Linked DNA regions of Homo sapiens: region 1 is linked to region 2. Evidence: read pairs that join two places in POLR2A ChIA-PET (ENCODE). Cell type or tissue: A673. All regions are shown on one strand. Each heading gives the region's core, and the rest is flanking DNA. Links, peaks and the distances in the headings are about the cores only.

Region 1 (14,492 bases), core at 8,426-10,925, 280 kb after region 2:
CAGATGTTACTGTACTGACTTGTAGGCAACAGTAACACAATGGTATGTATTTGTGTATCTAAACATACATAAACATAGAAAAGGTATGGTAAAAATACATTATTATAATCTTATGGAACCACCATCATATATGCAGTCCAAACATCATTATGCAGTGCATGACTGTATCTGCTATTAAGTAAAGTTGATGAACAGTAGAATTGAATAGTTTTATATTTTCTGGGTAGTCTAGTAGGAAGGCACGTAGAACAGTGCTGGGCACCTAAGGCATTCAATAAATATTACTAAATGAAAGGAAAGAAGGGAGAGAGGAAGAGAAAATGGGAAGGAGAAAAGATAAAGGGAGAGAAGGTAGGCCAGAGTTCAATTAAACCTGATTGTAATCCTGTCATTGTTAGGTGTTCCAGAAGAGTTATTTCTCTCTGTAAATGCTTCTACTTTCCCATCTACGTATCTTACATAAAGTCTGTAAGAATTATTTGCTGACTAAAAATGATGACATTTCAAGGAATAATTGTTGATAACAGCCAACCTAGAAACTTTGCCTGTCAGAATGTTGACTTCAATAACAAGCCTGAAGTACTATATGACATTGGCTATTGGTCTTCTAACTTCAGAAAACCAACAGACAGTTTCTGATCAGCATTTTCATACAATCTAAGTAAAGCAATACACATTTAGTCCTTAGAGTGCCTTAAAATTTTACTGCTAAAAATGCATAGTTTCACAATAACTATCTCATTCATTAAAATCAAATGCATATTAATCATCATAAATACACTAACAAGTCTAGAGCAGTCTCTGTTTTATAGTCTGAATTAATGTTGAAACTAAACATCTCATTGAAAAAAGAGCAATTAACCAAATAATTGTAGGAAATAATGAAATATTGTTAGAAGGGAAATTTCATAATTGTTTTTTAGAGATTCATTATAAAAATAATAAAGATTGGGTAATGGATCCACACTTTCAAATTTCTGCTTCTGCAGAACTATGGATCAAAACAAAACTCACTTTTCTTTTTGCTTCTTCAATAAATTCAAAACATTCTGGAAAATAAGACAGGATGTTGGTTTCAGGCAGATCCAATATAGAAATGCTCTTATATGTAAAGTCACTGAGGAAAGCATTTTCAACTCCATATGCAACATTAAGAATATGAGTCACCTTAAAGAGAAAGAAAAAAGATGATTGTTTTAAATCCCATGAATTAGGTTACCTAAAAAGAGACTGGGGTGTTGATATCTATAACAAGAAAGGTAAAAAATTTAAATGCGACTCACTTGAATGATAATACTGCTTCAATCCCACACCAGAAGTGCTCCTTCTACTATATGTTTTCTCTCTCTCTCTCTCTCTTTTAACTTATTATTATCATCATGCAGAGACAGGGTCTCTTTCTGTCACCCAGGCTGGAGTGCAATGATGCAATCATAGGCCACTGCAATCTTGAACTCCTAGGCTCAGGTGATCCTCCTGCCTCAGCCTCCCAAGTAGCTGGGACTACAGGCGTGTACCACCACACCCAGCTAATTTTTTTTTTTTTTTTTTTTTTCAGAGAAGAGGGGGGCGGGTCTCACTTTTTTTGCCCAGGCTGGTCTCGAACTCCTGGCCTCAAGTGATGCTCCCACTTCCGCCTCCCACAGTGCTGGCATTACAGGTATAAGCCACCACACCTGGCCTATATATTTTCATAGCCCTGGACTTGCCCTATTATAGCTCATGCCATTTAGAGATTGTTTTTCTCTTTCACTGCACTAGAAACTCCATGAGGGTAGGGACCATGTTTAACTTAGTGTTATAAGCGAATGAGCAGTGAGTTTAGCAGAAAATGCTTAAAATCTTTGTTGAATTAATCTGTGAATATCCATATAAAAACTTAAATAGGAGAAGTGTATCAGTGGTATACAACTTCCCTTTCAAGAATTATTTCCCTATTTTCCTTCATATTCTTTACTTTATAAAATGGTTCTCCAGGATGACTGCACATTAGAGTCACCTGATGAACTCTTAAAAACTATCAATAACACAGGGTCTCATACCCAGAGATTCTGATGAACCAATCTGGCTGAAAAGTAAGGGGAGGTGTGGTTGTAAAATATTTTCTTTCAGATGGTACACTTGAGCAACCTCCTCCTCTTGCATCTATGTATTTGAGCCCCTTTTCCTAGAGTCCACCAACCATGTGGAAGAAAGCCAGGCAGACAGTCCATTAAGATAATCCAAAGGCTGAGAATCACTTGAACCCAGGAGGTAAAGGTTGCAGTGAGCCACGATCATGCCACTGCACTCCAGCCTGAGCAAATGAGCGAGACTCTGCCTCAAAAAAAAAAAAAAAAAAAAAAAAAAAAAAAAAAAACCTAACAACCTTGTCCACATCTGTACTTCCCCTCTGCCTTCTGATTACAATGAAGGATGTGCTCGTGCATCTTCGATAAGGCTCATTCCAGAACCTGTGCTTGGAGTCACAGTGCTTCCTACTTTCTTGGCATCTCCCTATAGTCATAATTCTTGCTTTTCTGTATCTTCAATTCCTTCTTCTACCATCAGCCTTAAAACATGCTCAAAGCTCTCCCCTCCCCCTCCTCACCTATGGCTCCTCTCTCTCTTTTTTTTTTTCCCTTTGCCATCACTTCCTCACTTCTCAATCTTTTGCAATATGGCTTTGGCCTCCAATTCAAATGAAACTGTTTCCACCAAACGCACTAACAACCTCTCTGTCACCAAGTCCCATGGATATAATTTAGTCCTAATCGTACTTAAACTTTTACAGCATCTGACATTGCTGACTCTCTCCTCCTTAAAACACTATTCTCTTTAGTTTCCATGACACCATCTTTTTGTTTTACCTTCTTTGGGCCTCTTTTAGATCCTCCTTTCCCACTGCGGACTCTTCTTTGTTTGATCATTCCATATAGGGTGATATTCCTCAATTTATCAGTTCTGTGATAAGATTCTGTCATAGGCCCTCTTCTCTCTTACTTTACACTTTTCCCCAGGCAGCTTCATCTATTCTAATGGTTTCAGTAACTACTTAAAAGCTGAAGATTCCTAAATCTATATATTCACCTCTATTCTGAACTTCAGACCCTACATATCCACCCACCTAGATGATCCACATCACCCAAAACCTAACATGTTCAGAACTGAGCACACTGTTTCTCCTTCAAAGCCTGTTCCTTCTACGTTGCTTTCAATCTCATGGAACGATAACTTTACTTAGTTACCAAAGAAAGCTAGACATCAGCCTTGACTCCTCCTTCTCCCTTAGCCCCACTCCCTATCCTGCCTCATAAGTAATCAAATTTTAAGAATTCTACCCTCTAAAAAACCCCTCACATCTATCTAATTCTATCTCCACTAAATCTTAATCTCAGCCATTATCATCTTTTCCTTAGATTACTGCAATAGCTTTATAACCAGTTTCCCCCATCTCTAACTTGAGCAACCCTCCAATCGATTTTCCACACTGCTTCTAATGAGAAATCTTTCTGAACTGCAAATTTGACCTTGTTACATCTCTGGGTAACTTCTCAGTGGCTTTCCATAGTCTTTTGGATCAAGTCCACACAACTAACTTTGGCTTACATGGCCTTTTGTGATCTGGCTCATGCTTACCTCTCTCTCTGGCCTTGTCTCTTGGTGCCCTTCTTTCTCACACTCTCTATTCCAGGGTCACTGAACTTTTCTGTCCCTGAAAGCATCCACCTTTCTCTTGCTTCTGGGCCTTCACACATATCATTTATTCTGTATGAACACTTTACTTTCTTTTTTTTTTTTGAGATAGAGTCTTGCTTTGTCGCCCAGTCTGGAGTACAGTAGCAAAATCATAGCACACTGTAACCTCGAACTCCTGGGGTCAACCAATCCTCCTGCCTTGGCCTCCCAAAGCCTTGGGATTACAGGCTGTCTACTCCTTTCCTAGCCTCTTCAGAGAAATACTTCAATATCACTTCCTCCAGGAAGTCTCCCCTGACTCACTTATCCCCCCAAAAACAAACCAAACCAAACATGGGTTAAGAGCATCATCTCCTATGCACTTCTACAGCACCCTGCACTTCCCCATCAAAGCACACAAACGCTGTTCGGTAGCTGCTTGTCTCTCTTCTCTGTCTGCCCCTTAGGTCATACGCTTCAAGTGAACAAGAATCTCTTGCACTCCTTCACCTACAGCAATTCCATGACCTGAAACAGTACTCAAAAAAATGGTAGAGGGCTAAAAATCCTTTTGAGTAAATATGTAATAAATCACATCAGTTGTATGGAGTAGAGTGGCTGGAAATGGCATTACAGAAGACGTGGTATGTGAGTTGGGACTTAAGGTATGGACAGGTCTTGGACAAGCAGAGATGAGGGAAAGTCTATCCCACACAGAGGAACTACATAAACACAGGCAAGAAAGACATGCCTCCAAGGTCAGGTTCATGAGGGTACATGAAGGAGATCAAGAAGAATGTAAAACTGGAAAGACAGATTACAGATCCACATATTTGAATTATGTGCCAATTATTTTTCAACTCTATTGAAATGATAGCCAAAATGTTACCAAATAAACTCCATAATATACCAAAGATGGACCAATACAGTTTTTCCTAAATAAAACAATTAAAATATTCTGTGTATATGGTGCCAGACTTAAAGCATTTTTTTACCTTATTCTTTTTCAGTGTATCCAAATCATGAGCAGCATCTTGTGACCCTAGAAGAAATAAATGATACCACCTTGAACACAAATATAATCATCTTGAACTTTTATATAAATTTCTACAGCAATTCTGTTATTAAAAAAAAAAGACCAACAACTTGGAAGGACCTTAGTCCAACTTTCTGAAGGGCAATTTGATAACAGTCATCCTACATAAACTCCTGGACTCTGAAATCCTACTTCTAAAAATTTGTCCTAAAAGTTATAGATGTTGCAAAGATTAGCTGTAAGGATGTTCACCATAGTATTGTTTGTAATATAAACAAAACAAAAACAAAAGAACACTAAAAGCCCAATAATAGCTGTTGCATTAAATAAAAAATGGTATAATTGTGTAGTGAAATACATACAGCCATTACCACCATTAGAAATAAGAAATGTAAGCCTGAACAACATTGTGAGACCCTGTCTATAGAAAAAAAATTTTTTTTAATTAGCCAGGCATGGTAGTGCATGCTTGTATTCCCAGGTATTCAGAAGGCTAAGGCAGGAGGATCCCTTGAACCTAGGAATTCGGGGTTACAGTAAGCTATGGTTATGCCACTGCACTCCAGCCTCGGTGACACAGCCAGAAGAAAGAAAACAAAAGAAAAGAAAAGATAAGAAAAGAAAAGACAAGACAAGACAAGAGAAGAGAGAGGGAGGGAGGGAGGGAGGGAGGGAGGAAGGAAGGAACGAACGAACGAACGAACAAAAGGGAAGGGAAAGAGAGGGAGAGAGAGAGAAAGAGAGAAAGAAGAAATGTGGTAAAATATGTATAGCATGGAAACATGTTCTTGGCCAGGAGTGGTGGCTCCTGTCTGTAATCCCAGCACTTTGGGAGGCTGAGGTGGGTGGATCACTTGAGGTCAGGAGTTTGAGACAAGCCTGGCCAACATGGCACAACCCCATCTCTACTAAAAATACAAAAATTAGCTGGGCATGGTGGTGCATGCCTGTAATCCCAGCTACTCAGGAGGCTGAGGCACGAGACTTGCTTAAACCTGGGAGGCAGAGGTTGCAGTGAGCCAAGATCGTGCCACTGCACTCCAGCCTAGGTGACAGAGTGAGACTCCGTCTCAAAAAAAAAAAAAAAAAAAAAAGAAAAATGTTCTCAATGTATCTGGTTATAAAAGCAGGTTACAAAATACCATCATCCATTTTTATAACAACAAAAAATATGTATATGCTTAAAAAATGGAAAGGAGGTATACATAGAACAAAATGTTAACAATGGGGTTGCAGGTGATTTTTTTTTCTTCTTTATGCTCATTCTGACTTTTTACAATAAACATCTCTTTATTTTGTAACTTAAAAAAGGATATTACAAAAACCACACACCCACAAGATGACTTTGTGCCAGCTGGTTTGGGAACACCCAGTAGCTTAGAGCAAATGCTGTTGGTCTGCAGGATCCCACCCACACTCCATGTATCACTAGGGCTGTGCCCTTCTACAATCTCTTTCTGTCACAGCCGGCTTCCCAGATCTCCCACACTTGGAAACTGGCTCTAGTTAATAAGCAAGTTCATATGGAGAATAACTAGTCAAAATAAAGTGAGTTTCACAGTTTAAAGATTTCAAGTATTTTACTTTCCTGAATTAGGTTCTATTTCATAAACTTTTTTTTTTTTTAAGTTACCCATCTGGGAATTCAGCCAACTTTTATTATGTGATTTTAGGTGGCTGAAAGGCCAGCAAGTATGCTGTTTGGCCAATATCCTCTTGATAATACCAAGCTTACAGGTTCGCTACTGAGCTCACATTCAGCTTTATTATACTTAAAAGTTAGCCTATCAAAATATTAACATTTGTTAAAGCTGAATGGTATATACATAATTGTCTATTAGTTTCTGTAATTTTCTATAAATTTGAAATACTTCATAATTTTTTTTAAAATTCTGTTTTCTAATGTAGAAAGCCCTAACCAACTCCAGAGGAAAAAATAGGTTCAAATAATTGAAATTTGGTGGTTTAGTCAGGCGTGGTGGCTCATGCCTGTAATCCCAGAAATTTGGGAGGCCAAGGCGGGCAGACTGCTCAAGCCCAGGAGTTCAAGACCAGCTTGGGCAACATGGTAAAACCGCATCTCTACAAAAAGTACAAAAAAATTAGCCAGGCATGGTGGTGTGCACCTGTATTCCCAGCTATTCAGAGGCTGAGGTGGGACGATCGCTGGAGCCTGGAAGGCAGAGGTTGCAGTGAGCCAAGATCGTGCCACTGCACTCCACCCTGGATTTATTTTGAGACCCTATCTCAAAATAAATAAATAAATAATAAATAATTATCTGTCTATATATAATGTTCAAAGCCTAGGACAAAAATGCTGTCTAAAATCTTTTCTCCATTTTTAAATGGTTCGAGGGCCTATGTAATATTTTTTAAATGCAGTCACTTTTTAGAGTTTACGAACTAAAAAAGATTACATTTTTACAACTCTTCATTTTCTTTATTCATCACCCAAACCAAAAGTTGTTTGGCATGCGATGCTGGGAGGAAGCTGTGTCGCTTTGAGGAGGTGAAAGAAGCTCTTAGAACCAACCTGCAAACAACCCCAGTCTCCCAGACGTAAACTAAGTCTGGTCAGAAACAACTCTTTCAACATTCATGTAGAAGAACTGCGGGTGGAACCACCCATGGATCCTTTAGGAATGAGGCACTTGTAATTAGGCAGAAAAAGGTGAGCTTTCAGAAGGGAGGAGGTTGCTCCTGATGAAAGTATCCCATTCCAGAGAAGACCTTATTAGGGCTAGTTTCAGAAGTTCCTCCCAGGACTCTCCCACTATCCTGGGGAGGTTTCCAACCCCAATCTCAGAACACTACCTTGATCAGTTCACTTTGGGTAAGTCCACAAATAATAGTAATAAGCAAAGTTCATGAAGACCCTAAATTGGTGAATGATATATGAAAATTCTACCATAATTATTCCAAGCCATGATTACTACAGTGGAAGCCAAAATAACTGAAAAATGTGCCAGGACGTATTTTCTTTCCTAGATATGGTGAGCAGGGCCTAGGTGAACTTTTCAGATTACCTAAATAACTCACTTTTTCACTGTAAATGTGACAAGAATATGGTACAGTTTTTCACGGGACTGTAGAAACTAGTTAGAGACATTTATTTGGTGAATTTAAAGACAGCCTATGTAACAATTCATATAATATTTAATAACTTATATGTACACTGCAATTGATTTGCATCAAAAACCTTTTACAACAACCTCAGGAGGATCCTATGACATAAGCAGATACTGTTACTTCATCTTTACAAATGGCTTTTTGGAGGACCAGAAAGGATAAATGGCTTGCACCAGCTAATCTAGTAAATTAGAGGCGGAGCAGGATTGAAAACTTGGTCTATGTGAGGCAGCCTAGTATAACAATGGACAGCAGGAGTCCATCAGACTTGGGCTTGATGCATACGTCTGTTATTTACCAGGTGTGTTACCTTGTGTAAATTACTTCACCAATTTTAAATCCTGGTTTCTATTTGTAAAACAAAGCTGATAATCCCTACTTCACAGGATTCCTCAAAGGAGTAAGACACTAGGTGAACAGCACCTGGGCTATTTCTCAGTCTTCTCTCTATTCAAGAATGCCTTAGCTGCATAGTGATAAGTCATTTAGTCTTTCCAAGTCTTAATTTCTCTATTCATAAATAGAAATAATTCAGACGTACTTGAAAACATTCTTGACTATTTTTTTAAGAACACCATACCATATTCTTGCCAAATTAACAAGTTTGCACTTTTATAACCTTGCTTCATTTGCTATTTGTGAACTATGCTTGTATAGGGGCTCAGTATTTCCATAATACGAAATAAATCATAAGATCTTAAGATCTCCTTCTCTTAAACACTCCAAAAACAGACACCATGAACAGACGTGGCCACAGGAGGCATGTATTCCGCACGGTCTGTAAGAGCTGCGCAGGCCAGCAAGCACAGGACTATTTCGAGTATTAACTTTTCTATAACTTTAACCATTGTCACTTGTAGTTCTGCCTGATACAAACATTCTTTTTTCATTCCTTTTTTTTCAAGCTGTATTTTTTATAAGCCAAGAAAACACAACATCAATGTGTTATTCTCCAGAGAAGTTAGAGAAACGGGAAGAAAGCTTTTCTAAAATTCAAATATGCAGTGCCAAGTGCTACGAGAATAGCATCTATGCTTCTTATGGGTACACTGTGAGGCAGAAACGGCTCTAGCTGGCTAATGGAAGTTCCATATCCAAAAAAGGAAACAGTTCAGCTTTTCGGCAGGATAGCTGATAATACAGACTATTACGCATAAAGGGGGAAAATGAGAACGTAATCTGGCTAAAAGGACTCAATGATCTAGTGGCAAGTCGATATACTCACCTAGGAGCAACCATGGCTTAATAACGCCAACTTGCAGGTCCGAGCTAAGGTCCTGCACATAACCACAACCACCCCCACTGCTCGGCTCTACTTCTTCCACAACATGAATTCTGGCATCTTTCCATGTTTCTATAATTTTCTTTCCAGTTAGCGTTGTCACCCTGGTGCATTGCTTCCTGAGATTATTCCGGGAGAATGCTTTAATTTCCTGGTTAAGGGAGTACATTACATGAGCAGTGGCTGGGAACAAATACAAACAAATCCAGCAGGCATAGAAAACGGCTGAACTGCTAGTCCCTTATTGCCCAGGTAACAAAGCCAGCCTCAGAGGTGCTCGCCCATCCAGGTAACCGCAGCAGCCACAGACCAAGAGACTGAGTCGTCCAGCTCCGTTTATCCCAGCGATGCAATGTAAGGCGAAATTTGATTGGTCATTGAGACACAAGTGCCGATTGGATGCTGTTTCTTCTTCCTGTCAGCCAGAAACCTGCATTTTCCCGAAAGGCTCGAGGGATCCACTGGGGAAGATTTCTTATTGTTGCTGTTTAAATTTAGCTTTCTAATACACGCAGAATGGTAAAATATAAGACTTCGTTGGAGAGAGGAATGATATGTCCTGGTTCTTTAAAGGCAGTGATTTTCTGATATATTCTGTTAGTGTCACTTACGGCAGTGACCATGGACGATCCGGGCTGACCTGTGTATCGCTCCCGCTTGAAAGAGACCGGCGGAGTCACCTTGCAAATCACCCTATGTCCCAAAGCCTTTCCTGCCTGTCTGCTTTTAGGCTAGTCCAGGAGGGCTAGAGCAGACGTTAAAAGTTATTTCTCGCTTCCTGTATCCTTCACACCTTCTGCTTTTGCTGTTAATGCAAGAGGAACGTTTACTAGATAAAGTTGTTGTGCGTATTTGTGAGGCAACAATTTAAATAAACTGGGAAAAAAGATATATTTTTTAAAATTTATGCTCATATATGTAGATTGACAAGAGCTTAAAATTTATTTATTTTCTGACTTTCAGCCTACATTTTCATTTCATACAGTAAATATACATCCTAAATAAGAATTGCAGCAAGTCCATCCATACGAAGAATTAAGAAAATCAATTGTGTAAGCATCCAAATTTGTAAAACAGATAAATAAATTATAGAACGATGATTCTGATTACCAAAAAAAAGTTTTGCAAAAGAAATCACAAGATTCCTTTAAAGAGAAATTTTTCAAACCCCTATTAAAGTAAATGTAATTTTAAATGAATTTCAACACAATGTATAAACACATATATAAAATGAAGAAGTTGCACTTATGAAAACTTTTCTTCCAATACCACATATTAAAATTTGTGTTGTTGTTGAAACTTTCTGACATAAAAAAATTCAACTGTTATGGATTGACTATTTCTGTCCCTTCAAAATGCATATGTTAAAGCTTTAAACCTCAAGGTGATGGTATTTAAATGGGACTTTTGGGATGTAATTTAGGATTAGACTAAGACCCTAGGGTAGGGTCCTCATGATGGGTTTAGTGGCTTCAGGAGAACTGAAAGAAATCTGCCTGCTCCCCTATATGGACCAAGGAAAGACAGTATGAGGACATAAGGAGAAGCTGGCTGTCTGCAAGCCAGGAAGAGAGCTTTCAGCAGGAACTGAATAGGCCAGCACCTTGATCTTGGACTTCTCAGCCTCCAGAACTGTAAGAAAATATATTTCGGTTGTTTAAGCAACAAAGTTTATGGCATTTTGTTAGAGCAGCCTGAGCAAACTGAGATATAAACCAAACTTCTCCCTCTTGAAAAAGGAATAGGCCCAGTACAGTGGCGCATGCCTGTAATTCCAGCACTTTGGGAGGCCAAAATGGGTGGATTGCTTGAGCCCAGGAGTTCGAGACCAGCCTGGGCAACATGATGAAACCCCAACTCCACTAAAAAATACAAAAAATTAGCCAGGTTTGGTGGCACGTGCCTGTAGTCTCAGCTACCTGGGAGGCTGAGGTGGGAGGATCACCTGAGCTAAGGAGGTTGAGGCTGCAGTGAGCCATGATCATGCCACTGTACTCCAGCCTGGGCAACAGAGTAAGACCTTGTCTCAAAAAAAAAAAAAAAAAAAAAAAAGAAAAGAAAAGAAAAAGAAAGAGAGAGAAAAATATATATATATATAAGCTCAGGCTATCTACAGGATGTCCTAAAATGAAAAACTGAAGAGATTATTTGCATCATTTAAACAACAATCACAGGCTCATCAAAAAACAACTCTAACCATAAATCAATCCATATATTTATCATAATAATGATCAAAAAAATAAGTACTATTAAGCATTCACTGCATGCTAGGCACTGCGCTTATAAACAATTTTAGATTCTTAGTATTATCCCTTAGCTGCTTAACAATGCTTTACACACATTATCATATTTGACCTCACCCCTATTTGTGATTAGAATCACAAATAAAACCTATGTTTGTTTCAGTCCAGTGCCTTATCTTTTATTTACTGTAGAATACGGCCCTGCTTCCAAAATAATTACAGTTAACGAATATTTACTGAGCATCAGCTATGTGCCTGGCACTGTTATAGTCATTGGAAATACAGCAGTGAATAAAAACAAAGTCCCTTCTTTCATGGATCTTATATCCAAGTGGAGAGAGCAAGAAACAAATATACATATAACCATGTTCGGTCATAATTTAAATGCTAAAAAAAGAAAAATCAAGCAAAATAAGGGAACAGAGTGAGAGGGCAGCGTGTTATTTGTTTTAGGGTGGTAAGAGAAAGCACTTCTGATACAGTGAAAATTGAACAGAGACTTGAATAAAGTGCAGAAGCCAGCCCTGTAGATATATGGGGGAATAGCTTAATAGCCAAGTGTCTAAATCTTCTGACAGATTTGGACTGTCTATGCCAAGTGCTGAAACAGGAGTGCACTAGTAGGAGATGGAGAGGTTCAAGAAACACCTGGGTAGCTAACTTGGCTTTAAGGGAGTGAATTAGGGGAAAGAGTTGGAGGAGATGTGGACAGAGAGAAATGATAATAACTTTGGCTTGTATTCTGAGTGATAGGAAGCCACAGGAGGGAACTAGGGAAAGGAGTCATATGATGGATCCTGTGTTGTGCTACCCAGATCCTTCTTCAATGAATACCTATTGTCTCCACTACCGGGTGTACTATTGGCTGACTGGTAACAATCCCTTCAGGGACTGCTGCAGCTGCAGAGGGCTGCTTTGCCGAGGTTGTGTCCCTTATGGAATAGACCACATCCATGGCTGATTGATGAGGGAGCATAAAGATCTGTATGTTAGCCCAATTTGAAACAACTCTGAGGAATCATTCTAGCTCTAAAAAGCTAACACGTGGTTGGCTAAGCCTGTCATTGGATCTGTATAACCACTTGACTTCTCTATCTGCCCAATTCTGCTTTCTTCTTCCCTTCCACAAGTGTTGATCCCAAGGGCACTCTTCGAAAAGTCTTGCATGCTAAACTCCACCTCAGTCAGCTTCCAGGAAACTTAATCTATGACAAGTGACATGACATTGCTTATGCCATAGAAGGGTCTTCCTGGCTGCTACAAGGAAAGGGAGCAGGATGGAAGCTCCCTTTCCTGCTTGTTGTTAGGAGACTACTACAGAGGTCCAGATGGAAGATGACAGTTGCTTGCGCTAGAACGGCAGCAGAGGGAAGGTAAAAAGTAGTTAGATTCTAGGGATACGTGAGAATCATGCCAAGAGAATCTGTTAGTAGATTGATGTGGGGTGATTCAGATAATTCCAAAGTTCTTAGCCTAAGCAACTGAAGAATAGATTTGCCAGTTACCAAGAAACAGGTGATGTGAATATGAGAAGAAGTTTGTGACTTGTTAAGTTTAATACTCCTATTAGTCAGCCAAATGGAGATGTCAATTAGTCAGCCAAATGGAGATATCAAGTGGGCAGCTATACATATGAATCTGGACTTCATAAGAGAGGTATCTGCTGGAAATGCAACTTCTGGAATAATCAGCTTAAAGATGCTATATAAAGCCATGGAGCTGAATGAGATGGCCTGGTAGTGAGGGTTGATAGAGAAGCCCCATGTATACCAAAGTGACTAAGAAGGAGAGGTCAGGGAGTTGAACGAAAATGAATGAGAGAGAGAGTTCTGAGAGTACAAGTAAAGAAAATGTATTAAAGTACACAATGTGATCAGCTGTGTCATATGCTGTTGATAGTGTTGAGTAAGATAAAGACTGTGCACTATAATGGATTTAAAGACTCCTTCAACAAGAACAGATCTATGTCCCAGGAATATACAAACAGTATCTGATTCAATCCACATGATAACCTAATAAAATAGGCATCCATTCTCTTTTTATAAAGAAGGACATTTAACTTGGAACCTAAGGACATAGCCTTTGGTCACACAGTCCAGATCTGTTAGGTAACAGATCTGAGTAACAAGGTTGAACACAGTTCTATCTTACTCATGAGCCCATATTCTTTACACTACATCATTCTGTAGAGGATGGGTAGAGTTGTTGGTTATACATTGATAGCTGCAGTCCCTGCTGGTAATACTAGAATATTAATGTCTGCAGTAACATTGATTGCTAATATCCTGACACCTAGATGCTATCCAACTCATATCAACATTTTGCAGAAGAACCAAGGTGCAGAAAAGTAAACTGATTTGCCCAAGTTCATATCCCTTGTAATCCCAGGTCCCTTGACTCAATATACAATGCTCGTTCCACTGCAATGTACGGCTTTCCAAAAAGTCCCTTAAGGGCAAAAATCCTTTACACAAAGCTAGCTTAGAGTGCTGGCAGGAGAGAAATGAGAGGCAAAATGTTATTAGACCCAGGCCAGAGGGAGAAGACAGCATTCCACCCCTGGGGAAGGCATTTCCCAGGCTGAGACATGAATGGTAATAGATTGTCCTGCAAGAAAGGGCACATCCTTACAAGGGCTTGGGGACTTGGATCTGAGGAAAAGGGGAAAGTGTGAAGTGAATACACCCTAGAATATGTTCCTGTGTTCTCCATATAATTCTTCTCTCCTAACAGATTTAGAGTGTCTATGTGAAGTGCTATGCTAGGCATTTTCTGAGCATTACCTCTAATCCTCATAAAAATCTCACTTTTAGATAAAGTGGCTAAATCGAAATGAAGTAGTAAGCAGTGGATCTTTTGTATTTAGTCTCAGGTCTGTTGAATTCTTTAATTTTTTAAGATTTTTTTGAGACTGAGTCTTGCTCTGTCGCCCAGGCTGTAGTGCAGTGGCTTGATCTCAGCTCACTGCAACTTCCACCTCCTGACTTCAAGCTATTCTCCTGCCTCAGCTTCCTGAGTAGGTGGAATTACAGGCAAGCGACACCATGCCTGGCTAATTTTTGTATTTTTTTTTTTTTTTTTTTAGTAGAGATGGGGTTTCTCCATGTTGGCCAGGCTGGTCTCGAACTCCTGACCTCAGGTGATT
Region 2 (16,802 bases), core at 5,375-7,874:
AATTATCTGCCAAGTATTTATCACTGGCTGATACTATTTTTGTTCACCTGCTTCTTTGTTTATTGAATGTAAGCTCCATGAGAGCCAGAACTTGTTTGTCTTGTTTATAGCTACACCCCCGGCTCCTGGAAGAGAGTTTGGCACAAGTTACTGAAACACAGTTTTTAAATACATGAGTAAATAAATTATCCCATTTTAGAGTACTAAAGGTGTCTACCATAGAAAATCTATTCCATTGGACAGATCATCTAGACAGAAAATCAACAAAGAAACATTGAATTTCAACTACATACTAGACCAAATAGGCCAAATATTTACAGAACATTTTATCCAACAACTGCAGAATATACATTCTTCTCATCAGTACATGGAACATTTAGGACAGACCACATGTTAGGTCAGAAAACAAGTCTTAACTATTTTTTAAAAATCAAATTCATATCAAGTATCTTCTCAGATTACAGTGGAATAAAATTAGAAATCAATACCAAGAGAAACTTTGAAAACTATACAAATACATGAAAATCAAACAACATGTTCCTGCATGGCCATTGGGCTGATAAATTAATACGGAAATTTTAAAAAATGCATTACACATATGAATGTTATGAATGAATAAATTGCTGTTATGAATGTTTGCTGTTATGAATGTTATGAATCTTTTGTTGCAAGATATAGCAAAAGGAGTATTAAGAAGGACATTTATAGCAATAAATGACTATGTCAAAAAAAATCAGAAAATTTTAAATAAACAAACTAATGGTACAAATCAAGGAACTAGAAAAGCAAGAATAATCCATCACATGAACAGAGTCCATGACAAAAACCACATGATTATCACAATAGATGCAGAAAAGGCCTTTGACAAAATTCAACTAGGCTTTGATGGAACTAGTTATTGATAGAACATACCTCAAAATAATAAGAGCTATTTATGACAAACCCACAGCCAATATCATACTGAATGGGCAAAAGCTGGAAGCATTCACTTTGAAAACCAGCACAAGACAAGGATGCCCTCTCTCACCACTCCTATTCAACATAGTACTGGAAGTTCTAGCCAGGGCAATCAGGCAAGAGAAAGAAATAAAGGGTATTCAATTAGGAAGAGAGGAAGCCAAATTGTCTCTGTTTGCAGATGACATGATTGTATATTTAGAAAACCCCATCGTCTTAACCCAAAATCTCCTTAAGCTAATAAGCAACTTCAGCAAAGTCTCAGGATACAAAATCAATGTGCAAAAATCACACATTCCTATACACCAATAACAGACAAACAGAGAGCCAAATCATGAGTGAACTCCCATTCACAATTGCTACAAAGAGAGAGTTGAGAATAAAATACCTGGGAATACAAATTACAAGGGATGTGAAGAACCTCTTCAAGGAGAACTACAAACCACTGCTCATGGAATTAAGAGAGGACACAAACAAATGGAAAAACATCTCATGCTCATAGTTAGGAAGAGTCAATATTGTGAAAATGGCCATACTGCCCAAAGTAATTTATAGATTCAATGCTATCTCCATCAAGCTACCACTGACTTCCTTCACAGAATTAGAAAACACTACTTGAAACTTCATATGGATTCAAAAAAGAGCCCACATAGCCAAGACAATCCTAAGAAAAAAGAATGAAGCTAGAGGCATCAGGCTACCTGACTTCAAACTCTACTACAAGGCTACAGTAACCAAAACAGCATGGTACTGGTACCAAAACAGATATATAGACCAATGGAACAGAACAGAGACCTCAGAAATAATGCCATACATCTACAACCATCTGATCTTTGACAAACCTGACAAAAACAAGCAATGGGGAAAGGATTCCCTATTTAATAAATGGTGTTGGGAAAGCTGGCTAGCCATATGCAGAAAATTGAAACTGGACCCCTTCCTTACCCCTTCTACAAAAATTAACTCAAGATGGTTTCAAGACTTAAATGACAGGCCTAAAACTATAAAAGCTCTAGAGGAAAACATAGGCAATACCATTCAGGACATAGGCATAGGCAACGACTTTGTGACTAAAACACCAAAAGCAATGGCAACAAAAGCCAAAATTGACAAATGGGATCTGCACAGCAAAACAAACTATCATCAGAGTGAACAGGCAACCAACAGAATGGGAGAAAATTTTTGCAATCTATCTGACAAAGGGCTAATATCCAGAATCTACAAAGAACTTAAGAAAATTCACAAGAAAAAAATAAATAATCCCATCTAAAAGTGGCCATATGAACAGACACTTCTCAAAAGAAGACATTTGTGCAGCCAACAACCATATGAATAAAAGCTCATCATCACTGGTCATTAGAGAAATGCAAATCAAAACCACAATGAGATTCCATCTCACACCAGTTAGAATGTAAATCATTAAAAAGTTGGGAAACAACAGATGCTGGAGAGGATGTGAAGAAATAGGAACACTTTTACACTGTTGGTGAGAGTGCAAATTAGTTCAACTGTTGTAGAAGACAGTGTGATAACTCCTCAGGGATCTAGAACCAGAAATACCATTTGACCCAGCAATCTCATTACTGAGTATATACCCAAAGGAATATAAATTATTCTACTATAAAGACACATGAACATATATGTTTATTGAAGCACTGTTCACCATAGAAAAGACTTGTACCCAACCCAAATGCCCATCAATGATAGATTGGATAAAGAAAATGTGGCACATACACACCATGGAATACTATGCAGCCATAAAAAAGGATGAGTTCATGTCTTTGCAGGAACATGGATGAAACTAGAAACCACTATTCTCAGCAAACTAACACAGGAACAGAAAACCAAACACTGCATGTTCTCACTCATAAGTGGGAGTTGAACAATGAGAACACATGGACACAGGGAGAGAAACATCACACACTGGGGCCTGTTGGAGGGTGGGGGCCTAGGGGAGGATGAATTAGGAGAAATACGTAATGTAGATGATGGGTTGATGGGTTCAGCAAACCACCATGGCACGTGTATACCTATGCAACAAACCTGCGCATTCTGCACATGTATCCCAGAAGTTAGAGTATAATTTTTAAAAGAATAAAAAAAAAGAGAAAGAATAAAAGGCACCCAAATTGGAAATGAATAAGTCAAATTGTCCCTCTTTTCTGATAATATGATCTTATATCTAGAGAAAAACCTAAAGACTCCACCAAAATACTCCAAAATACTCCAAGATCCAATACATAAATTCAGTAAGTTGCAGGGTAAAAAATTAATAGAGTTTCTATGCACCAAAAATGAGCTAGCTGAAAAAGAAATTAAGAAGGCAATCCCATTTACAATAGCTACCAAAAAATAAAATACCTAAAAATAAATTTAACTAAAGAGGTAAAAGATATCCACAAGGAGAACTACAAAATACTGATGAAAGAAATTGTAGCTGTTACAAACATAAAGACATCCACACTCATGGATCAGAAGGGTTATTAACAATTAAAATGACCCTACTACCCAGACCAATCTACAGATTTAATGCGAAACTTATCAAAATACCAATGTCATTTTTCACAGAATTAGAAAAAAAATCCTAAAATTTGTATGGAACCAAAAAACAGCCAGAACAGCCAGAGCAATCCTGATCAATAAGAGGAAAACTGAAGTTATCACACTATCTGACTTCAAAATATATCACAAAGCTCTAGTAACCAAAACAACTTGGTATTGGTATAAAAATTGACACATGGACCAGTGAAACAGAATAGAGAGTCCGAAATTAGTCCATGTATTTACAACCAACTGGTTTTTGACAACAGTGCCGAGAATATATATTCAGGAAAGGACACCCTCTTCAATAAATGGTGCTAGAAAAAATTGGATATCTGTATGCAAAAGAAGGAAACTGGACCCCTATCTCTCACCATCTACAAAAATCAACTCAAGATGGATTAAAGACTTAAACATAATACACAGAACTATAAAACTAGTAGAAAAAAAACATAGAGGAAATACTTCAAGACCTCAGTCTAGGCAAAGATTTTGTGGCTAAGACCTCAAAAGTACAGATAACTATTTTTATAAATAGACAAATGGGACTATATTAAACTAAAAAGCTTCTATACCACAAAAAATTGTTCATCAACAGAATAAAGAGACAACCTGTTGAATGGGAGAAAATATTTGCAAACTATTCACCTAATAAGGGACTAATATCCAAAATATAGAAGGAACTCAACTCAACAAAAAACAAATAATCCCATTTAAAAGTGGACTAAAGACATAAATAGGCATTTCCCATAAGAAGACAAATGGCCAACAGATATGTGGAAAAAATGCTCAGCATCACAGATCATCAGAGAAATGCAAATCAAAATCACAATGAAATATCATCTTACTCTAGTTAGACTAGCTATTAATAAAAAGACAAAAAATAATTGATACTGGCAAGAATGCAGAGAAAGGGGAACTCTTAGATGCTATTGGTGAACATGTAAATTGGTACAACCACTATGGACAACAGTAGGGAGATTCCTCAAAAAATTAAAAATGTAACTACCATACAATCTAACAATCCCACTATTCACTACTTATCCAAAGGAAAAGAAATCTGTACATCAAAGTGATACTTGCACCCATGTGTTTATCGCAGCGCTATTCACAATAGCGAAGACATGGAAACAACCTAAGTGCCCATTGATGGACAAATGAACAAAGTAAATATGGTATATATACACAATGGAATAGTATTTGGCAATAAATAAGAATGAAATCTTGTCATTTGCAGCAACATGAATGGAACTGGAGGTCATTATGTTAAGTGAAATGAGCCAGGTACAGAAAGACAGATGCCACATGTTTTCACTCATATGTGGGAACTTTAAAAACTAATTTCATCGTCGGGCACGATGGCTCATGCCTGTAATCCCAGCACTTTGGGAGGCTGAGATGGGCAGATCACGAGGTCAGGAGATCGAGACCATCCTGGCTAACACGGTGAAACCCCGTTTCTACTAAAAATACAAAAAAAAAATTAGCCGGACGCAGTGGTGGGCGCCTGTAGTCCCAGCTACTCTGGAGGCTGAGGCAGGAGAATGGCGTGAACCCGGGAGGCAGAGCTTGCAGTGAGCCGAGATTGCGCCACTGCACTCCAGCCTGGGCGACAGAGCGAGACTCCGTCTCAAAAAAAAAAAATACAAAAAATTAACCAGGTGTGGTGGCGGGCGCCTGTAGTCCCAGCTACTCGGGAGGGTGAGGCAGGAGAATGGTGTGAACCCAGGAGGTGGAGCTTGCAGTGAGCCGAGATGGCGCCACTGCTCACCAGCCTGGGCGATAAAGCAAGACTCTGTCTCAAAAAAAAAAAAAAAAAAAAAAACAACTAATTTCAAATGACAGATACCAGTATTCTGGAAGAGTGTCTGGGGTGAAAGAATAAAGAGAGGTTGGTTATGGATACAAACATACATTTAGATAGAACAAATAAGCCCCAATATTCCATAGCAGAGTAGGGTGACTATAGTTAGCAACAATGTATTGTATATTTCCCAGTAGCTAGAAGAGAGGACTTGAAATGTTACCAACACATGGAAATGATAAATGCTCATGGTGATGGACACCCCAAACACCCTGACCTGATAATTACACACTCTATGACATAACATAACAAACACTCCCATGTACCCCCATAATATGTAAAATACTTTGCATCAATAAGAAAATTTAAAAAAACATTTAAGTACTCCTTTATTCTACCATAGTACCAGACATTTCTATTAGAATCATTTACTGAATAGAAGAAACTTATGAAAACCTATTAAAATGTAAACATTTTACATTCCCTAAATATCTACTAATATAATTACTCACTAAAACTTTAATATACTTAGTTCATTAGTCCTAGATAAAAGGTTGCTTCAGGCTGGGCGTGGTGGCTCACACCTGTAATTCCAGCACTTTGAGAGGCCGAGTTGGGTGGATCATTTGAGGTCAGGAGTTCGAGACCAGCCTGGCCAACATGAAACCCCATCTCTACTAAAAACACACACACAAAAATTAGCTGGGCAGTAACGGCACACGCCTGGAATTCCAGCTACTCAGGAGCCTGAGGCAGGAGAATTGCTTGAACCCAGGAGGCGGAGGTTGCCGTGAGCCAAGATCACGTCACTGCATTCCAGTCTGGGTGGCAGAGTGAGACCCTGTCTCAAAAAAGATTGTTTCAGCAGAATGAGATGCAGAAGGACGAAAAAGATTTGAAATTTGGTAGTTACCCTCCAGAAAGAGAAAGCAGCATAATGGGATAGGCCTGAGTAGCTGGAGTGCACCGTGTAAGGAGATGAGTAGATAAGCTCCCCTGAGCAACAATTTTGTATAGGGTCAGCTCTAAGGAAAGGATAGTATTTGGTATGAAGGTAATCCAGGAACTCATAATTTTTAATTGCCTCTTTCCTCTTGTGTGAAAGCACTCCCCTAGTTAACTTCTCAGTAATCATCTACCATCTCCTTGAATTAGTCAGGTTGAATTGTCTCTTCTAGTCCAACAAAAGGAAGATATTAGGATGCTTTGCCACACAACTAGTCACTGAGATTAACCCACAGCTCTTCTAACTGCCAATCCATTCTTCCTCAAAGCCCATATTGGACCATTAGATCAGAAAATTCTCACTAAAATTCTATGAGCTGGTAAGATTACCATAGTCCATGAGTAATGTGAGAGGCACAAAGGGAGGGTATTTAGAGGAGAGCAAATTCTAGGAATGAAACTACTTTAGAAATATTAATAACCCCCACAACTATCCTCCTTCCCTTATCCATCCACCTCCAGACCATTGCTTACATATTTACATCATTTAATTTTACTTTGCTTGGCAATTCATTCATTAAGCATTCAGTGAATATTTACAGAGCATATGTGAAATGACAAGCATTGATCTAAGTGCCTGGGACATTGTAGAGAATAAAATAAAATCCTTTTATTTCTTTTACCTTATTATACAGACATTGAAAGGTTTGAAAAATCCCTTATGGCAAAATACATTTTTTAAGTTCATATCTATAGCCCTTCTCCTTGGACATCTCCTCCCCCCCCTCCATTGCTGAATGCATATTTGTTGAAGTTAATGGAATTGAATGGAATAGGATGGACTGGAATGGAACGTGAGATGTGTCCTGACTCCACATCCTGCACCCACGTTATGTTTGCTTAATGCTGCTTGGGACATAAAGAGGATCCTGGAAGAATGGCAAATGTAACAAATAGCTGAAAACTTAAGTCAGTATTTCTCAAAGTATGGTTTTTGGATCACAATAATCAGGATTATCTAGAGGATTTGTTAAAATTTGAAAACCCTAACCCAGATCTACTAAGTCAAAATCTCCTGGGGAAGTCTGCTAGCATCAGGACATTCCTAGCACACTCACATTTGAAACCACTGCTTAAAGCCTCCAATTAGAACCAGAGACAATCGAACAATGTACTCCATGTGTTCTGAGAGTGTTAAATCCAATTACATTTAAAAATGACTTATTATTGTATCACTTCAGTTGACTCAAGTTCAATTTTTAGTACTTGATAGACAAATGGTAAAAATAATAAGTAAATACATAATGCAGCCACTTTAGATAAGGCCCTGAGGTTCAAATCAACATCTGAACATTATCAAGCATCTGATTGAGCTATTCACTTTTATGGAACTTCTGCAAACAGAAGACAGCACTTCTCTAAAACTTTCTAGTGATGACTGACTGTGGTTCTTTCATTTTACCTAGACAGATAACTAACTAATAATGCAGTTTTTTGTTCTAAATATCCCTTGACAATTATTCCAATTTTCTGTTTGCCTTTAACATTGAAGATTTGGATGCCGAGTACCAAGTACGTATATTGTATCCTTTTTAATAATATAATTCCAATTACTACAAATGTAATTGTGAAGTCAGAGCTATATAGTATTTTGATAGCAGCACTTGTTTTTCTAACTGAAGGTAACTTGAATTATCTGGTGATTCTACATCAGTTTTCTTGCACTGATTTTTTTTAGTGTAATGCACCACTCTTTCAAACTATTTGCAATCTCATTAAGGCATTTATCTAATGAAATACTTTAAATTACTTCCCCAGATAATGTCAGATCATAATGACATCAAAATGGTGCTATCATGTAGTCCCACTGGATTTTTTATTGAAATCTTTCCATTGAATATATTGAAAAATAAAAGGAAAGACTGCTTCTAAGGATTGAAATATAATTCTCTTGAGAATCTATTAAGAACAAGTTCTTCCTGTTCCTTTAATATTCTTAAAAGGTTTTGTGTTGTGTTAGTGTTTATTATAGTTGTTTATATAAGGCTGGGTATTTCCAAACTCTCCAAATTTATTTCTCCCTACTCTGAGGAAGAAACCACCACTCATAGGCACTGAAAATACTTCTTTGGGCATACAAATACTAGTTTTTTGTTTTTACTATGAGTAACATAGGTTCAAATTAACCAATATTCTTTCACAGATTATCTGCTTTATATGCCATTTTATTTTTATCACTTCTTTTAATGCCAATGGTATATAAGCCTTTCCTCACTCCAAAATAAAATCATTTACACTTAATTTATTGATTCTAATGTAACTTGGTAAGGAGAGGTCAAGATTTATACCAATCTGAAGGATGGATTTTTTTAACTCTAAAGTTCACAGGGGTTGGGGCTAATTCTAAAGTAATATCATCAGCCAGAGTTTTAGGAAGAAATAGTGATATTGATTTTGTAACTTCTATACCCACAGTTCATATCCAGCTCCTCTTCAGGCCCAGAATCTTACTCCATGACTGACTCTCCACCTTCTTCCCAAAGAGGGTTCCTGCTTAAGCCAATAACTTCTAGGACACATACTGGAAAACAGCAAAAGGAAGGATAAAATGGCTACAAGAGAAATCTAAAGCAGGCCAAGGAGTGGTAAAAGAATTAAACCTTACTAGGATTTAACCAGTTTGACCAGGAGAAGATGGAAAGGAAGTAGTCCCTCTCTCCTGCTCCCACACAGATGGACATGTATCAATAGGGTACTGATGTAAGATGTGTGATGAGACTCTAAAACTAGAAGAGCTGGTAGTAGTACATGCATCCCATACATTTTGGGTCAGGTGAGTTGAGTGGGTGCTTTTGGGGTATTTGGGTTGGAGGGATGGGGAGACTTGGCAGATTTAGCAAATAAAAATAGAGAATTCCCAGCTAAATTTGAATTTCAGATTTGAAAAATGAAAGGGTGTTTTATACGTATGTCTCATGCAAGATTTCAGACACACTCATACTAAAATTGTCTTCATTGTTCATGCAAAGTTCAAATTTCAGCAGGCATCCTGTATTATATCTATAGCGAGAGTCTCCTGCAGGCTTGGGATATCTTAAGCTTCACAATGGCCTCCAGGAGGGCAAACAAGAGAATGAAGGCTTTGAGAACCTTGGAATTATAGAAGGAACAGAGAAAGGCCAAAAAAAGATAGAGGAGTTGATGGCTCTAGGCCCAAAAGAAAATACAAGAAAATACCCTCTAAGAAGTATAGCCCATCTCATCAAAATAGGAAGGAGATTAAACTCGTCATCTATTCACTCAGCAAGTAGATCAATTTGGTTTGGGAGAAAATTATTGACCCAGAGGAGTTGAAATACTTTTTAGAAATTGAGAGTATAATCTTGATCTGCTCACTGCAGAGGGCAGCGTTGCCCCAAGATTTGCAATTTCTCTGATACCATCAATATGAAACAGACTTTATAATAATAAAACCATTATAAGGAAAAAATGTAAGTTTCATTGCTTCTCTGAAGCATGCCAGACATGCTAGCTGAATAGTCAGGTAAGATATCTCATGAACAAGTTTCATGTAAGATTTCTCTCTTAAATAGCTTTTCTTTTCTTGTTCTTTCTCTCAGATTCCAGGAGAAATCTGCTGCATAGAAATGTATTATTTTACCTTTCTTTAAATCCTAAATGTTTATTTGACGTTATGGTATCCATGTGCTAACAGTTTGAATTTAATTTAAATTATCTTCCATCTATAAAATCAAGCTTTTTTGTTTAATGATTTGGCCTCAGGTAGTTTGAGTTACATTATCCCAAGATTCAAAATTTAAATGTCCGTGTGGTTAGGCACATGACATTATGACATTCGGATCTTGTTTGTAATTTCCTTTGCATAGACATACCTCATTTTGGTCTCCTTTTCATGATCTAAATCGAATTTCCTTAAGTAGCTATTATCCAAAGTCAGACTATGAACTACCAAGTCTAGGCTACATTCTGTTTCCAGGAGTGTTGCAGACCATTCTTAAAAGTAAGTCATCCCTCAAATCAATAAAAGTTTTTACATGGCTCTTTGCAGTGATTTAGACTATTCTTCTGTTGTTAAACATCCCATTGTAATACACAGATGGTTACAATAGAGCATGTTAACCACTATGATGAGGGAGTTCAGAGTGTGCAGGGAGCACATAGCTATATCCCAAATACAAAGTGGAAGCTGCACAAGACCTTCCAGAGAAGATGACCTGCAGTTTGAGGCTCATATAGAAGTTGCCACAGGAATAAAGGAGTGATGGACTATCCAAGAAGATGTATTCTTTTGTTCCTTAAAAAAACTACTGGATATGCTGTTTGAACAGCTTAAGAGAGTTTCAGGGATAATTCTTGGTGTGCCAGATATTTGCCCTACGTGATAATTTAGTAATCTAATTCCCACACTAAATTCAATTCTAATATATATTGAAACATATATTAAGTGTCTAAAGACATTTAAATTCAAAACTAGGGTGTTAAGACTTTAGCAGTATCTTTTCTAAGTTCACTTCAAACCATCATGTTAGTTTTAAAAATCATAGATTCATGGAAATGCAGTTTCAGAAGGGAAATAAAAGATCATCTAATCCAATTCCCTTATTTTATATACGTAATTCTAATAAATCCAGAGTCCCAAGTAAATCAGTCTTAGAACAGTGGCTTATTTTAAAAGCTCAGTTAACAATCAAAAGTGAATTTTTAAAATTCCACTTTTACATATATTTCTCATAAACCATTGTAACTTGGTCACTGAATAAGCTGGACTTATTCAAGGACAAAAGAAACTATATTCTTCTTGCTTCTCCCCATTAAACTGGCTTCATGGACTCATTCTTTCTCCCTTCTGTATAGAATCCCAGGCAAGTCCCATGGCTTTTCTAGACACTCTTACATATTAAATAAAAAGAAACTTTCTTCTGGCATTTGTTTAAAATGAGGCCCAGCATAAAAGTCAAATAAGTCTATCCAGGCCAGTGTAAAAAATCAAGACTCAATTTAGAACTTCTCTCCTCCATCAAATCACCTCTGTCCCAAGTTTGGAAGCCTGAAAGGAAGAGAAAGGAAGCCAGGTGGGAGGGCGGCCCTGCTTCCTCTCCTATATGCGCTCTTTCCAGGGTCAGAGAATGGAAAGAAAGAGGTAACGGGACTGAAGATGTCCCAGATTACTGCCCTATCAGATTCTGGGATTGGTGCCCTGTGAATGTGGCTTCCAAAGCTAATCCTTTTTTCTCGTGCAGGAAAAATGGCACATGTGGTGCTATCCATTCGCTTCCCAGTAGCCCCTAGGTTTCAAGTGACTACCATCTCTGGTCACATTGTACAGTGGTCTTCTTGGACAGGATAACTTTCAAGTAGTCTCTGACTATCATCAATCCAGGGGCTCCACATTTGTCCCCAAGAAACCTTGCGTATGTCACACCATACACACACAAGCCAGCAAGTGCAGCTTGCTTCCGTTGCAGTTCTCATTCCTGTGTGGATCAGAAGGGGACAGGGCCAGCTTCAGCTTCTGGCCCAGAGCTCCTTCAGGCATGATGAGTCAAATACCAGCCTTGGAGACCCTCACATCTAAAGGACACAGATAAACTTTGCACCTGGTTTAAAGTGAAAGGAAAATGTCCTCCTACACATTACATCCGTTGGGGGTGTGATTGACAAAGAAGAATAATTCAACATACTGATAACTTTCTCCAATAAATCCTTTCTCAGCCTCGCCAGCTTCACCCTTATATGGATGTGATCTAGGTAATAAATTTTTTTAGAAAATCCATTTTGGACACCCCCTTTGCAAGTGCCACCTAGGATGCCAAGCACCTCACTTTAGAATGTAAGAGTCTGAAACAGTATTCTCAGCCTTTGACCTCTCCCGAAACTCCAAGGCAAGAAGACATGGCATTAACATTTTGCTCTAACTTGAACATATGGCCCCAGCCTCATTTATGGAAGTACTTGCTTTTCTGTCTCCTTCCTGACCCCCACAGCTACCCCAGTACCTATCACCTTTCCTCCAAAATATCCCTGATATAATTTTTTTTTTTTTTTTTTTTTTTTTTTTTTTGAGACAGAGTCTCGCTCTGTTGCCCAAGCTGGAGTGCAGTGGCAGGATCTCGGCTCACTGCATGCTCCGCCTTCTGGGTTCAGGCCATTCTCCTGCCTCAGCCTCCTGAGTAGCTGGGACTACAGGCACCCACCACCACGCCCGGCTAATTTTTTGTATTTTTTAGTAGAGACAGGGTTTCACTATGTTAGCCAGGATGGTGTCGATCTCGTGACCTCGTGATCTGCCCGCCTCAGCCTCCCAAAGTGCTGGGATTGCAGGCATGAGCCACTGCACCTGGCCGATATAATTTTTTACCCACCAGAGGGAGACCTGACTTTCCTTTCTCTTCCTTCACTTTGCCTTGAGCCTTTTTCCAAATGGAAAAACAAAACACACACACATACACACACACACAAGCCTTTTGTGAAGGAGTAGTAGAACAACAGCCTGAGGGAATCTATGAACTGTCCCAAGTTAATGAATTATCCCTTCACACATATGAGAAATTATATCTAAAGAAGTAAAATGATTTGTTCATGGTCACATAACTAATTAGAAGCAGAGGTGCATCAATGTCACTTTCCTGGGACCAAGAACTCTTCTAACCAATACAATAAATTCTATTATACCTTGTCAAGGATTTAGCAGACAATTCAAATAATTCAAGAAGTTTTAAGCATATTAATCTATTGCTGTTTGGAAGCCATATTTTAAAATGGCAGCTCTCTGGTTCCTTGAATGAGTAAGATATTTATAGTGAGTTATACTATCAATTCTGATGAGACAAAGTCCCAGCCTCCCAATGATCCAGGTTGCTTGGACATGTCAATTATCTTTGTGGAAAGGTAGCAAAAAGAATGAGAAGCATCATTTTCTGATTAGGATAAATCTTTTGAAGACTTTAAATCCGTGTATCTTTTGCTGGAAGCCTATCCACCACTGTAACTGAATCCCCTAGTCAGAGGAAGAGAATTTCTATAAAGTTTATTTCCTTTCTGGATTAAAAAAAAAAAATTACTGCCTACTAAGTGTCTAGCCCTGTGTTAGCCAGGGTGGGAGATATAAAGCTGAATAAAAAATATATTCTGCCTCCTGAAAACTGACATTTTTATTTAAAAATCAATATATTACAAGCGTAAACGTAAAAGATAAAATGACATGGGTTCAGAAGAGGGTTCTCAATAAATATTTTTTGAATGAGTGAATGACCACTCTCTAGAGGAGGTGGTATTTGAAATGACATTTGAAAATGTGTAGAATGTGAACATGCAGCAACTAAAAAAGGACCTTAAATCAGAGGGACTAGCATAAGTACAGATAGATGGGAAAGCTCAGGGAATAAGAATTATAGCTACAATTTGTGCCTGGCACTTCATTTAGCACTTTACGAATATCATCTAATTCCACCCTTACAGTAATGATGCTATTATCCTGATTTTACAGATGATGATAATAAGAGCTAACATTTATTCAATGACTGTTGTTTGCCAGACATTGTTCTTAAAACTTGTATATGTATATAGTCGCATTTAATCTTAAACCTATGATCTGAATAATATGATTGTCTCCATTTTACAGTAAAGAAAATAAGAATCATAGAGATAAAATATCTTGCCCAAGGTCACAAAGAAAGTAATGATAAAGTCTAGTTTCTACATCAGTCAGTTCACTTCTAGAACCTTTGCCCTAAATTTCTGTTATATCCCTCTACTAAATAACAAGTTCAATTTTGCCTGAATAAAGGGTACAGAAACAAAATAGTTGAAAATAAAGTAGGAAAAATAAAAGGGCAGTCGAATCCCAGACTAACATGTTTCATTTGGTCCACATCTGCTTTAAATATCAGAAAATTTTACATTAAACATTTGGATTTTAGTTTTTTCTTGAAAATTTATCAGCACTCATAAGGCCATTATACACCGCAATGCTTAGCTAGAGCTAAGCAGAGCCTGCCTGCCTTAGACAGCTTGTCACAGTCTGTATATTCTTTGTATTCTTTATCCCTTTTATTGTTTTTGATTTTTTGTAATTATGAACTATTACAAACATACAAAGAAGGTACATAAAATAACAAAATACACGCAATCAATCACCCAATTTAACATGTTTTGCCATATCTGCTTCATGTCAGTTATTTCTTCTTAAAGAAATGAAATGTATGGAATTTTTTAGTAGTGCTAGTGAAAATAACTGCTAGAAGTACTTTGGAAATCAATTTGGCCACACCTAATGTGATGGTTAATACTGAGTGTCAACTTGATTAGATTGAAGAATACAAAGTATTCATCCTAGGTGCGTCTGTGCGGGTGTTGCCAAAAGAGATTAACATTTGAGTCAGTGGGCTGGGGAAGGCAGATCCACCCTTAATCTGGTGGGCGTAATGTAGTCAGCTACCAGCACATATAAAGCAGGCCGAAAAACATGAAAAGGCGAGCTGGCCTAACCTCGAGCCTACATCTTTCTCCCGTGCTGGATGCTTCTTGCCATGGAACATCGGACTCCAAGTTCTTCAGTTTTGGGACTCTGACTGGCTCTCCTTGCTCCTCAGCTTGCAGACAGCCTATTGTGGGACCTTGTGATCATGTAAATTAAAACTTACTAGCCTGTAATCTCAGCACTTTGGGAGGCCGAGGCAGGAGGATCACGAGGTCAGGAGATCGAGACCATCCTGGCTAACATGGTGAAACCCCGTCTCTACTAAAAAAAAATACAAAACATTAGCTGGGCGTGGTAGTGAGTGCCTGTAGTCCCAGCTACTCAGGAGGCTGAGGCAGGAGAATGGCGGAGAACCCGGGAGGCGGAGCTTGCAGTGAGCCAAGATCACGCCACTGCACTCCAGCCTGGGTGACAGAGCGAAACTTCGTCTCAAAAAAGAAAAAAAAAAAAACTTAATAAACTCCCCTTTATATATATATTATTTTTAATATATTTTCATATATATTTTTTTATATCTATACTTAACTCCCATATATATGTATATATATGTGTATATATGTATATATGTGTATATATATGTGTGTATATATGTATATGTGTATACATATGTATATATATGTGTATATATGTATATATGTGTATATATGTATGTATATATATGTGTATATATATACGTATATATATATACGTATATATATATCTCCTATTAGTTCTTCCCTCTAAAGAACCCTAATACACCTAATAAAGTTAAAGATCTTCAAACATGGCCACATCTCGAGATATCTATTCTATAAAGACTCTCATATATGCATGAGACACATGGCTTCCTATTCATTTCCCTACTTCATTCATTCATATCATCTGCCTGGCCTGTAGGTATTTGCAACATCTAGGTATATAGTATGGGAGGAAGAACAGGTTATATTTTATTAAATTTGCTAGAAAACTATCCTCTCTTAAAATAGACATTCCAGGACTTGCGTACAGGGAAATGACTTGGAACTATTCCCTACATGTCTAGCATGAAAAAGTCCCAACATCAGTGGTTCCTGGACCAAAAGTTCTATGTGTTTTTGACAGGTTTCAGGAGGTATGTTCAAAGCATTTTATTTAAAAAGGATTCTATATTCAAATAAAGAGAGAAAAAAAATCTACTGAGTTAGTAGAAAATCCATGGATATTCCCCTGCCTCCCCAGCCCCCCGTGCCCAGAACTTAGCAGAGGCTTTATATGAAAATGTACATTGTTATCATGCATCCTTTCTCCTTGCAACACACTCTGGAAAACAGCTTACTAGACTTTTATTTTACCTTTTAAGACCTGATCAAAAGGTAAGCCAACCTATCTTTGTAGACTAACAACATGTTTTGTGACCTATCTACATGGTTTTTATAGAATAAATATAATCTCTTCCATATTAGTTTTCTATTGCTTCCAAAACAAATTATCACAAACTTAGGGTCTTAAAGCAACACCCATTTATTATCTCACCATTTCTGTGGATTAGGTGCTGGGGTACAATATGGAGTAAATGGGTCTCTACTTAGAACCTCACAAACCCAAATTCAAGGCATCAGCAGACCTGAGATCTTTTCTGGAGTCTCTGGGAATGAATCTGTTTACAAGCCCGTTCTGGTTATTGGCAGAATTTTGTTCCATGCAAGCCCCATTTTCTCTCTGGCTGTCAGTAGGGGGTCACTCTCAGCTTCTAGAGGCCTCTCGCATTCTCTGGTGTATAAAAGAATACCACAAACCGAGTGGCTTGAACAACAACAATTTATTTTCTCACAATTCTAGAGGTCATAGGTTCCAGAGTAAGGTGCCATCAGGGCTGGTTTATGGTTGGACCTCAACTCTTGGCTTGTAGACAGCCACTTTCTGTGTCTTCACATGGCCTCTTCTCTGTGCCTGCCCAGAGAGAGAAAGATCTCCAGCGTCTCTTCCTTTTCATAAAAGGACATAAGGATTGGATTAGGATCCCATTGTTATAATCTCAATTAACTTTAGTTACCTCCTTAAAGGCCTTATCTTCAAATAGAGGAACATTGGAGGTTA

Evidence for each region. Peaks named below come from ENCODE experiments on the same cell type or tissue, not always from the same donor. Only the 100,000 strongest peaks of a DNase experiment are listed, where the experiment ranks them.
Region 1: POLR2A ChIA-PET joins it to region 2 with 5 read pairs; 2 of 35 experiments call an interaction of 5 or more read pairs at or near these places.

Annotation. Positions count from the first base shown.
Region 1 is chr2:183,073,715-183,088,206 of GRCh38, reverse strand. DUSP19 (dual specificity phosphatase 19) reads right to left here and starts at 9,460. Exons shown (of 4, transcript NM_080876.4): 1 at 9,048-9,460; 2 at 4,653-4,699; 3 at 1,015-1,167. The coding sequence starts at 9,273. In A673, for the core only: no CTCF peak of the experiment used is centred there; DNase peaks (open chromatin) are centred at 9,186 and 9,476; H3K4me3 peaks cover 1,800 bases; H3K27ac peaks cover 1,278 bases.
Region 2 is chr2:183,352,924-183,369,725 of GRCh38, reverse strand. No RefSeq gene overlaps it. Among named protein-coding and RNA genes, the nearest start is that of NUP35, 240 kb to the right of the region's middle. In A673, for the core only: no CTCF peak of the experiment used is centred there; no DNase peak of the experiment used is centred there.